Linked DNA regions of Homo sapiens: region 1 is linked to region 2. The links are chromatin contacts, found by Hi-C or POLR2A ChIA-PET in ENCODE. All regions are on one chromosome and are shown on one strand. The core of a region is the stretch at or near the end of the contact, and the rest is flanking DNA. Distances in the headings are between cores, read along the strand shown.

The links. Hi-C counts contacts between places; a loop is a spot of excess contacts on that map. ChIA-PET counts read pairs that join two places held with the same protein, here RNA polymerase II (POLR2A).
Region 1: a map of endothelial cell of hepatic sinusoid shows a loop between it and region 2 (4-fold over the local background). The contact joins two enhancer-like sites. A Hi-C loop is called at or near these places in 2 of 168 maps with a recorded cell type or tissue (aorta and endothelial cell of hepatic sinusoid). POLR2A ChIA-PET finds 5 or more read pairs at or near these places in 5 of 52 experiments (CD4-positive, alpha-beta T cell, HEK293T, MCF 10A and 2 more).

Annotation. Positions count from the first base shown.
Region 1 is chr6:16,156,562-16,161,953 of GRCh38, forward strand. It overlaps a transcript of MYLIP not described here and the pseudogene PERPP3. Among named protein-coding and RNA genes, the nearest start is that of MIR4639, 18 kb to the left of the region's middle. Within about 2 kb of position 2,775, at least 2 of the 41 ENCODE cell types and tissues checked have a DNase peak (open chromatin) inside an H3K27ac peak, as active enhancers do.
Region 2 is chr6:16,106,177-16,111,871 of GRCh38, forward strand. It overlaps the pseudogene MDH1P2. Among named protein-coding and RNA genes, the nearest start is that of MYLIP, 20 kb to the right of the region's middle. Within about 2 kb of position 3,040, at least 7 of the 41 ENCODE cell types and tissues checked have a DNase peak (open chromatin) inside an H3K27ac peak, as active enhancers do.

The DNA of each region.
Region 1 (5,392 bases), core at 1,525-4,024, 50 kb after region 2:
AGGAAATCAATTACAAGTTATCCATAAAGCTTTGGGGCACCCAAGTTGCTCAACTACAGCTATAAAAGGAGGATAAGTCTATCTGGCAGAGCCTCAGTTTACTGTACTAGAACTTGAATATCCGTGGCTTGGGAATAAAGGAATGATCACATTTGAATGCAAATGTCTAGGGAAAGCAGATATAGCTTGTTATCTTGAATAATCTGAGTAATATGACAATGCCACCTGTTACCTAATGAAAACCAAAGACTGTCCTTACCTCAATGCCCTAGGTGCCAGCTACAAGGGCCAGTATCATTCCAGGTGTCTTCCTGCGTATGGACAAGCCTTTCTTCTGCCAGTCTTGCATCTGCAAACACATCTGCTCAGGGCACTCCCTGTGCAAAACACTCAGTAACTCCCCACTGCATGCAGAGTTCAACCCATACTCCTCAGCCTGGCAGTAAAAATCTTTCTTCACTTAACATCCACATGACTTTCCATCTCAGGTCCCTGTCCCACCTGCCATCCCACCCACTGTTGAGGCTGGCATCAGCTACTCAGCTCCCTGAATGTGCTTTGCATCCCCCTCTCTCCTCACTCCTGGACCATTGCTGAAATGTTTCAGATGCTTAGGGAGCGCTTTTCCCTTGCTTCCCTTCACAGCAGCAATATTCACCTGACCTAAACATTCTTCAGGGGCCAGCTTAAATCTCACTACTTGCCAAATTATTCCATGCAAAATCAATTTCTTCCTCCATTGTAATACCATGGCACTTTGAACCAACACATACCATCAGAGGTGTGTATGTGTGTTTCATGCATATGCCTAGATTACAATAGTTCCTTCATAGCATTTATCACTATCTGGCTTACTATACATTTACTTATGTATTTTTTATTGTCTGTCTCCTCTTCCAGAAAGTATAAAAATTTTGTATGTTTTGTTTATTACTGCATCCCCAATGCCTAGAACATTGCCTAGCAGATAGTAAAGGCTCAATAGATGAATGACTCATAGGAGCCTAGAGATCCCAGACTGTCTTGCTCATCTCTCCATCACCCCAGAGTGGCTGGCAAAGTGCTTTGCACATGCTTCTTGGATCTGACTGGATTGAAGAGCCGGCCACCTGGGTTTGGCTATGTACATCTCCTCTGCTTTGAACAGAAGATATGGATTTAACTGCCAGTTACACAGCTGTGGGGCTGCAAGCCAGGCAGATGTGATGGGGGCTGAGACTCGTACAGGAAACTCCCAGGTTAACGGGCAGCCCTAATTGCTAAATCTAATTAGGAAGGAAATCAGTTAAATTAAGAATCCTTCATGTAAGAAAACCAAACAAAAAGCTGTTGGGCAAAATTTTTCATTCTTCATTCGCTTTAATCAGCTTCCTTGAAGAAGAAGGCAAGATAGCAGGATTTCAGCAGGAGTGTTTTATTGGGCCAAAAGTCATGCTCCCATGACTACAGAACCCCAAAAAGAAAGAACAACATGGTCTTTGGCCACTAGGATCCTCTTTGACATGTGCTCTGGAGGAAGCTGCTGTGTCACCTTTCCAAAGAGCCTACGGATTATCGCTGTGAAAGCTCAGGCTGTCAGGTTTGAATCGTTGCCAACAGGCTTGCAATGTGAAGGGCTGATCCTCTTAATTGAGCAAAAGCACACCGTCCCCGCCACTGAAGCAAGCGACGCAGAGGCACCGTGCAATTCACCTCTACTGCTGAAGCAGTTACTTGTGTGGTCTTCAGTCGTTTGGTCCGAAAAGACAGATATTTTTCTCAGTATTTGCGACTTTAATGTGTTTGCATCATCATCTTCTGCAGCACCTTAAGTATCACAGAGCTGCTGCTTTATTTTTTTCCTGAGGAACCCATCAGATATATATGAAAACAAAGAGATACGATAATATGAACATCCCTAAGAATTACCATCGATACCAACAGGATTGATATATGTGAAAAACTATATATACATCTATACAGTATATTCAAGGCATATATTCAGGAAGCAGAGTGGTCACTTCAGCATCATCTCCATCAGGATTCTAGGTCAGCTCTTTCACAAACCTTGTGAATTGGGACAAGTCGAATAAGCTCTCTAAACTTTGACTTCCTCAACTGTAAAATAGGAATAAAGATAATACATGTTCAACCCCGTCTCTACTAAAAAATACAAAAAATTAGCCGCGCGTGGTGGCGGGCACCTGTAGTCCCAGCTACTCGGGAGGCTGAGGCAGGAGAGTGGCGTGAACCCGGGAGGCGGAGCTTGCAGTGAGCCGAGATCGCGCCACTGCACTCCAGCCTGGGCGGCAGAGCAAGACTCCGTCTCAAAACAAAACAAAACAAAACAAAACAAAGATAATACCTGTTCATGGTCATTTTTTGAAGATTAAATGAGATAATGCCGTAAAGCACTTAACACTGTGCCCAGAATATAGTAACCACTCCGTCAATGTTGACTGAATACATTAATAGGCTGCCAGGCATCCTCCAACCACTGACCCAGACTGGCTACATTTCTGAGACAATGGGGCTTATTCTCATCCTCAAAACAACTGGGTCCTGAGGCTATGTTTACAGCTGTGCTGGTTGCACCCTGTACAACCCTAAGAAGCATCATTCAAAGTTTATGCCTCAAGGATCTAGATATTGACTATTACAATTTTACAGCATATTATAACAATTTCCCAAGAGATGGAAATAAAGCATCGTGAGGAGTGGGGAGACTTTCTCCACTTTGCACAAAGGCACTCTACAAACAAGCCCTGGCCCTGGGCAGTAAAGACAAGCATTGGCGCCAGCTCCCTGGAAGAAAGCAACTCGAGTTAGATGACTGTTGTTTTAGCCACAGTTGGGCCCTTTCATGGGACTCTAAACACTGTAAGTATTGTGGAACAGGGCTCAAAAGCTGCTCTCGCTGGACGGTCTTTTTGGTTTGGAAAAGTTAGCTAACTGTGTTTGCTGTCCTTCTTATAATTATTATCTTATTTTACTAGATTCTTTGTTATGTCCAAGCAGTCTGTTGTGTTCAAACACAGTGACAGTATCTGTTCATCAGCACCGTCCACCTGCCATAATAATGATCAAAAGGCCACCCAAGCTCCCAGCACACCATCCTGAATCCAGCCAGTCCTGCCTGGAATAAGGCTGTCTGCAAACTCAGCCTTCCTCTTTGGAATAGGGACATGTCCTGAATGTGGACAGAAGACCTGAATACCCCCAGGCTGACTAGCTGAGGGTCAGCAAGAAGGATGGGCAGAATAAAGCAAGGAATGTGAGCCCAGGGGATCGAAAGAAACCATCGGGGCTACCACCACGCAGCAACCAGAGATGGGCGTCTGGAATGGTCACCTGAGCAAGGGGCCCCGGGAGATACAAATAGTCATAAGGACACAGCAGGCCACAGCTCCAGAGTGGGAACCTCTCCCTTCTTCAAACCCTGACAATATGCTGTCCCTAGCTCCCTATATTAGATTTAGGCATTGCCTGCTCACCCTCCTGGAAGTTTGTTCATACAAACGTGTAAGAACAATGACTCTGCCCTCCCTCTTACTTGTTTCTACCACAATAGTAAATCCATGCTGGTTGAGCATAAACCTATCCACTCTCTTCCATCCTGTACATTTCTCTGTCTTCATTGTAGTGGTGGTGGTCACACAACTCTATGAATTTGTCAAAACCCTAGAGCCATATATACCACAAAGAGTGAATATTACTGTGCGCAAATTAAGAGAGGGGGGTTATGGCAGACACTGTTGATTGCCTGCACAACAGCTCTTCTCCCTGACTCTGCTTCTGTTCTCACAAAATCCTGATTTTATTTTATTCAGCCTCCTTTAGGGGAGGCTGAACCTTCCCAGCCTCATAGGGATACATCTTGATTAATCTAAACCAATCGGGAATTCGATTCCTCCTGTCACGTATTGGTTTGGAAATGGCATTTGATAGGATTCTTGCCAATCTAAGGTGTGAAGGTCTGGGCCGGGTGCGATGGCTCACGCCTGTAATCCCAGCACTTTGGGAGGCTGAGGCAGGCAGATCTCTTGAGGCCAGGAGTTTGAGACCAGCCTGGCCAACATGGTGAAACCCCGTCTCTACAAAAAATACAAAAATTAGTCAGGCATGGTAGCGGGTGCCTGAAATCTCAGTTACTCAGGAGGCTGAGGTGGGAGAATTGCTTGAACCCAGGAGGCGGAGGTTGCCTTGAACCGAGATCATGCCACTGCACTCCAGTCTGGGCAACAGAGCGAAACTTAGAAAAAAAAATTAACTTAAAACATTTTTTAAATAAGATGTGAGGGTCTGGAAGCTTCTGCTCAGGTTCTCTTTACAAAGGGGCTTCACCTGGTTCTCTGCTGTCACCCGAGCCGATTATGCACCAGGGCCTGGTGGGGCTCCTGCTCTGCGCCATGGCCTTTGACATCATCATCACACCGGCTGGCAGGGGCTGGTTGCAGGCGAGTGACCACATCCACACATCCTCGCCGGAGTGGAGACGCTCCCACAAGTGTGGCCACCAGGGTCTCATGGGGGGAGACATGGTGAAGAGCGGCTGCTATGCTCCTCTGTGGCTCTATCACCCTCAAGATCTATTCCATCCTCTGCTTCTTTGCCCTCTATGGATCCCAAGCGCTTGTCTTCGTAGGAGTGACTAGAGCCTCTCGCTCTGGTTGCTGTGTTCCGAATCATCCTTCTGGTAATACACCCGTGAAATACACCCAGACCTTCAGCCTTCATGCCAAGCCTGCTGTCACATCTATTACTGGACCTACAGCTTCAGATGGGTGCCCACAATTATCCTGATCGGCTGTGCCTTCTCCTGCTGCTGCCTCCCAAACTGCGAAGATGACCTCCCGGACAACCTCAGACCAAGTACTTACATACATCACCTCAAGTGGGGAATGAGAGAGGAGGAAAATTGCTGGTGGGAAGATGGATTTGGAGGAAGGAACTAGTTGCAATCCATCAGAAGCCATGCTATACGATTAGAGCCCAGTTAAACTTGAGATGAAAATATCAAGCCGTTTTTAATCCTCAGGCTGTTTTCTTCAGGCTGCTTTGAACCTATTTTTTGGCAGTCGATATTACTAAACTAGTCGAAAATGCTAGCACAATTTGGGAGAAAATATTTCTTAAATACTGTTAGAGTTTCATGTTCATTTTTGATTTACGTTTTGTGAAGTTAAACACCACTCATTACCTATATTTGACAATATTTCCTTATATTATCCGTACAATTTATACCACATTTGTAAAAGAATATGAATATGAAACTTACCCCTTTATATAGTAAAAATGAGAAGGCTTTCAAGATTTAATAATCTGATCAAATTTTTGTTTTTACTAGATGGAATGGACTGTCTATTAAGGGCTAAGAAAAGGGAGATATTGGTAAAAATTGTCAGTTACCAAA
Region 2 (5,695 bases), core at 1,790-4,289:
TGTTAAAGATTGTGTCAGCCACGAGGCCACAAGTATGAAGCAGAGTGGAGTTTGCCTGCATGAGAATGGGTTAATGTCACCCCTCTAAAGTGGGTTGTTTTAATCTCTCCACAATTTACAAATAAATTTTGTATTTTACCTAAGCTAGTAGAAAGTAACCATTTTTAATCAGTAATGGGAGTAAAAGTGTACGTGTGTATGTTTATGCACATATGCAAATATATATGTATATACAAAGGCCATGCTAATTATCATCACAAGTTAAAGTACCGTATTCCACCTCAATAATGCTTTAAAAATATAAGGCAAAACATATTTATTTTAAAAAAGCTTTAATGGGAAACAGTTCTAAAACCACAAGATATATTCAAGACTACATACTTTTCTTAAATCTCTTCTACCTATCTCATTTCAGACTTCAGTAAACCAGCTCCTTTTTTTTTTTTTTTTTTTGTTTTGTTTTGAGACAGAGTTTTGCTCTTGTTGCCCAGTCTGGATGGAGTGCAATGGCACGATCTCGGCTCACTGCAACCTCCACCTCCCGGGTTCAGGCAATTCTCCTGCCTCAGACTCCTGAGTAGCTGGGATTACAGGCATGCACCACCAAGCGCGGAAAATTTTGTATTTTTTTTTTTAGTAGACATGGGGTTTCTCCATGTTAGCCAGATTGGTCTCGAACTCCCTACCTCAGGTGATCCACCTGCCTCGGCCTCCCAAAGTGCTGGGATTACAGGTGTGAGCCACCACGCCCAGCCGTAAGCCAGCTTTTCTTTTACTGGTCTTATAGCTTGAAAAATGATTTTGGCTTAAGTTTTCTGGGAGCTTCTGTCCTGAGAAGTTTCCCTACAGTCTCAATATCATGATGACAGTCTCGCATTGAAGAAGACTGCTCTAAGCAAGTCTTGATTCAGAGAACTAGGGATTCTCCTTCCCCAATTCCACACAACACCAGATGTTTTTCAGGGGTGTGTGTGCGTGTGTGCGTGCGTGCGTGCGTGCGTGTTTTCCCTCTCTTGTTTTAGCTTAACCAAACAAAAGCAGCAATGCCAACTATTTACTTACCATTCCAACATACCTAAGTATGGTACAATAAAAATATTTTAACCTGTTTTCTCACAGTAGCTCTAATACCAATCTTCAAGTTATATTCAGCATCTGCCACAAGTCACATTTGTTTTTGATATAGCTTGAATTTACTCATGTGTCTATGAAATGGAATCATTTTTAGCATTTATAGTGTATCATTTACCTGCTGTACAAATATTTTTGCAGCTTTTTGTATGTGCCAGCTACTTTTCTGAGCACTGGGTATCCAAAAAGCAAAACCAAAACCAAATATAAATATATTGTGCTAAAGGTTGTCACAAGTCAGTTGTGCAGTAGAGGTAACCTGACTCCCTGAGGCTCACTTTGCAAGTGCTAAAATTGTCACACAGTTCCCCGTTATGTCTGAATCAATACCAATCCTTGTGACTAGGGCAGCTGGTCAAATCATATATTCACTGCTCTACAGTATTAGAAATGCATCTGTCTTTGGTGAAGACTAGCCTATCATTCTTGTGCCATTGGATATCACCCCCATGCTTGTTGTCCTGAACAGTGTCCTAATGGAACAGCAAGACTGTGCCCTTCCCCTCCTGACAGATGTCATCCAAACAAACAAAGAAGTTGCCTTCAAAGACCTGGATGTGGCCATTCTCTTGGGCTCTGTGCCAAGAGAGGAAAGATTTACTGAAAATGTAAAAATCATCAAATGGCAGGGTGCAGCCTTGGAGAAATATGACAAGAAGTTCGTTAAGGTTATTGTTATGGGAAACCCAGCCAATATCAACTGCCTGACTGCCTCCAAGTTGGTTCCATCCATCTTCAATGAGAACTTCAGTTGCTTGACTTGTTTGGATCACAACCAAACTCAAGTTCAAATTACTCTTAAACTTGGTGTGACTGCTGACAATGTAAAGAATATTACATATCTGGGGAAACCATTCCTTCACTCAGTATCCAGATGTCAACCAAGCCAAGACGAAATTGCAAGCAAAGGAAGTTGTTTATGAAGCTCTGAAACATGACAGCTGGCCCCAGGGAGAATTCATGGCTGTGCAGCAACATGGTGCTGCTGTCATCGAGGCTCAAAAACCATCCAGGACAATGTCCACTACAAGAGCCATCTCCAACCACCTCAGAGACATCTGGCTTGGAACCCCATAGGGAGAGTCTGTGTCCAGTGGGGTTATCTCTAATAGTGACTCCTATGGTATTCCCAGTCATCGTTCTACTCATTCTCTGTCGTATTCAAGAATAAGACCTGGAAATTTGTTGAAGCTCTCTCCATTAATGATTCCTCATGTAAGAAGATGGATCTTACTGCAAAGGAACTGGCAGGGAAGAAAAAGAAACTGCTTTAGAATTGCTTTCCTCTGTCTGACTATAAATCATTTTGATGTTGCTAAATGCCCTAAAGCTGAAGAATCTAAATGTCGTCTTTGACACTAGTACTAAATAATAATACTGCTATGTGTAAATTACTCGTGAAAAACAACATGTTTTGAAGATTATTTGCTTCTCAGTACAGACTTGTGAGTGACAGTTTATTATCATGCCGTTAATCCTGCATTCTAAATAAAAATATATATTCAAATAAAAAACAATAAAGGCAGTCACAGGTTCCACTCTCTCTGATAGACACTCGTTCCATCTAGATTTTGCTTCTTCTCATTCCCTTCAGAAATAGATCCTAAAATGTATAGAATCCAAGAAATGTGTGAGGTTCCATCCACATCTTCTTACCAGGCCAAGCTACTTTAAAAATATGCACAGTGTTTGTGTGTGCATAAGTAAGATCAAAATTTATCACCATGATTCCAATGTGCAAAAAAATGAAAGATTTTCTTTCATTGACCTTATCTTGCTCTTGTTTTCTAAAATGCTTTATTTTTGTCAACTGAAAAGTAACAAATTTTTTTAACACGCTGTGCAGAGTTAACATGGCAGGCCTGAGATTGCTATCTTTAGAAAGGCCTGCTTGTGAGGTTGGCCCTTGGCTGGTGTCCAGGAATTTGGACTTGGGGAGGGTTCCCACCATTCCCAGAACTGATAAGAAGGACTCACTGTGCCTAAACTGTACAAACAATATGGTTTCTGCCAAACAATCTCTTTCCTTCTGGGCGTCTGGAATTTGGGTATGTGCTGGGCAGCGGTGCCTAGTGACCAGCCCCAAATAAAAACCATAAGTCCTAATCCTCTATTGAGCTTCCCTAGTAAACAACACTTCAGACCTGAGGTCACAACTTATTGCTGGAGGAATTAAGTGTGTCCTGTGTGATTCTGGTGGGAAAGCCTCCTTAGAAGCTTGTGTCTGACTTCCCTGGACTTCGCCCCATGCGTCTTTTCCCTTTGCTGTTTGTGCCTGGCATCCTCCTGCTGTAATAAATCTTAGTCATGGGTATGACTCTATGTTGAGTCCTGTGAGTCCCCCTGGTAAATCCCTGAACCTGGAGGTGGTCTTGGGAGCCCTGGACACATATTAATTATTGAGGTGTCCTATGCACCGAGCACTTTTCTAGGAGCTGAGGATATAGCAGTGAGCAAAACAAAAGTCCCTGCCCCATGGATTTTACATGCCTGGGGGGTGAGAGGGTGGAGGAGGAGAGGAAGGAGACAGCCCATATGAAATAGACAAGTAAATTGTGTAATGTGCCTGACGATGAGAAGTGCTGTGGAGGAAAATAAAGCCGGAAAGGAGGTAGGCAATGCTGGATTTGAGGCCTGCCACTTTAAACAGGGGAGTCATAGAAGGCTTTGAGTTAAGATCAGTAGGAGAAGGGGTAGGAATATCTGGGAACAAGGCTTTCTAAGCAAAGGGAACAGCTGGTGCTACAGGCCCTGAGCTGCAAGCATGTTCAGTTCAGGGACAGCAAGGAGGCCAGTGTGGCTGCAGGGCAGGGAGCCACAGGCCAGAGGGATAGAATATGAGACTCAAGAGTACAGAGGGCTGGATCAGGTGGGCCATTGCCAGCTTTCTGGCTTTTATTCTGAGCGAGGCAGGAAGTCATTAGAGGGCTGTGAGCAGAGAAGTGACATTAAAAGATTTGTTTTTAAAAGTATCACTGTGGCTATTGGTGGAGAATACATTCTAGGGTGGCAAAAGCAGAAATAGGAAGGACAGTCAGGGGATTATTGTAATAACCTGGGACTCATGGGTGAATTAGATATGTGATGGGGGAAAAAGAGGGGAGTCGATAATGATTCCAGGGCTTTGAGCCTGAGCACTTGATGAAGTTGCAGTTTACTTTGGGGAAACTGAGGAAGCAGCAGTCTTGAAGGGGAAGGGGAAGACAGAAATTGGATTTTGGATTTTCATTTTTTTTTTTAAGAGATGGAGTCTCATGCTGTCACCCTGCTGGAGGAGTGCTGTGGCATAATGTTGGTTTATTGCAGCCTCGAACACCACTTGGACTCAAGCAATCCTCCCACCTGAGCCTCCCAAGTATCTGGGACTACATGCACGCACCACCACACCTGGCTAATTTTTGTATTTTTTGTAGAGACAAGGTCTCCTTATGTTGCCCAGGCTGGTCTCGAACTACTGGGCTCCAGCAATCTTCCCGCCTCAGCCTTCCAAAGTGCTAGGATTACAGGCATGAGCCACTGCTCCCAGCATGGAAATTTGGATTTTAGATGTGTTAACTTTGAGATGCTTAACAGTCTAGTAAAACCGTACAGTTGATATTTCTATTTTGTAGATGAGGAAACTGAGGCACAGAGAGGTTAAATGATTTGCTCAGGGCCACACATCTGAGAAGGTTTCACATCCTCAGTCTGGTTCCAGCATGTATTCTCTCAAGCCCTCCACTACACTGGACTTGCAATCTTCTAAGCTAAAATGACTTCCCATGATGCAATAATAGATATACATTAATAACAAATATGTAAATGTTATTCAAATAAGATTAACACAATATAATAAATAACAAATACTTATTTGTAATTATTATTATTATTATTATTATTATTATTATTATTTTGAGACGGAGGTTCACTCCTTGTTGCCCACGCTGGAGTGCAATGGCATGGTCTCGTCTCACTGCAACCTCCGCCTCCTGGGTTCAAGCGATTCTCCTGCCTCAGCCTCCCAAGTAGCTGGGATGACAGGCATGCACCACCATGCCCAGCTAATATTTGTATTTTTAGTAGAGATGGGATTTCTCCATGTTGGTCAGGCTGGTCTCGAACTCTCGACCTCAGGTGATCCGCCTGCGTCAGCCTCCCAAAGTGCTGGGATTACAGGTGTGAGCCACCGTGCCTGGCCAAACTCCTGGTTTTTAAGACAGATAGATAGGTTCATGGATGGATGGGTGGATGGATCGATGGATGGCAGGCAGATATTGATAGAGATAAGCATGTGTGTGGATGAGTCATGAGTAATCCCTGCTGCCCAGTCTTTTCATGACTGAAGGATTTATTATCAAAAATGCTGGAAACATTGTTGACTAACAAGTCTCAGCTGCCAGCCCTTTTTGGAATTGCCTTAGCTAAAGAGAGCCACCTTGCCCGACTTCATGAACCCTTCCTGGGGAGGCTCATATTCAATGACTGATTGACTCAGGGGTATGAAGGCCTGAATCCCTCATCCCAACTCAGAACTCTAAAGGAACATCCAGCATCAGAGCTCCCATGGGGTCAACTGAGGTCTTTG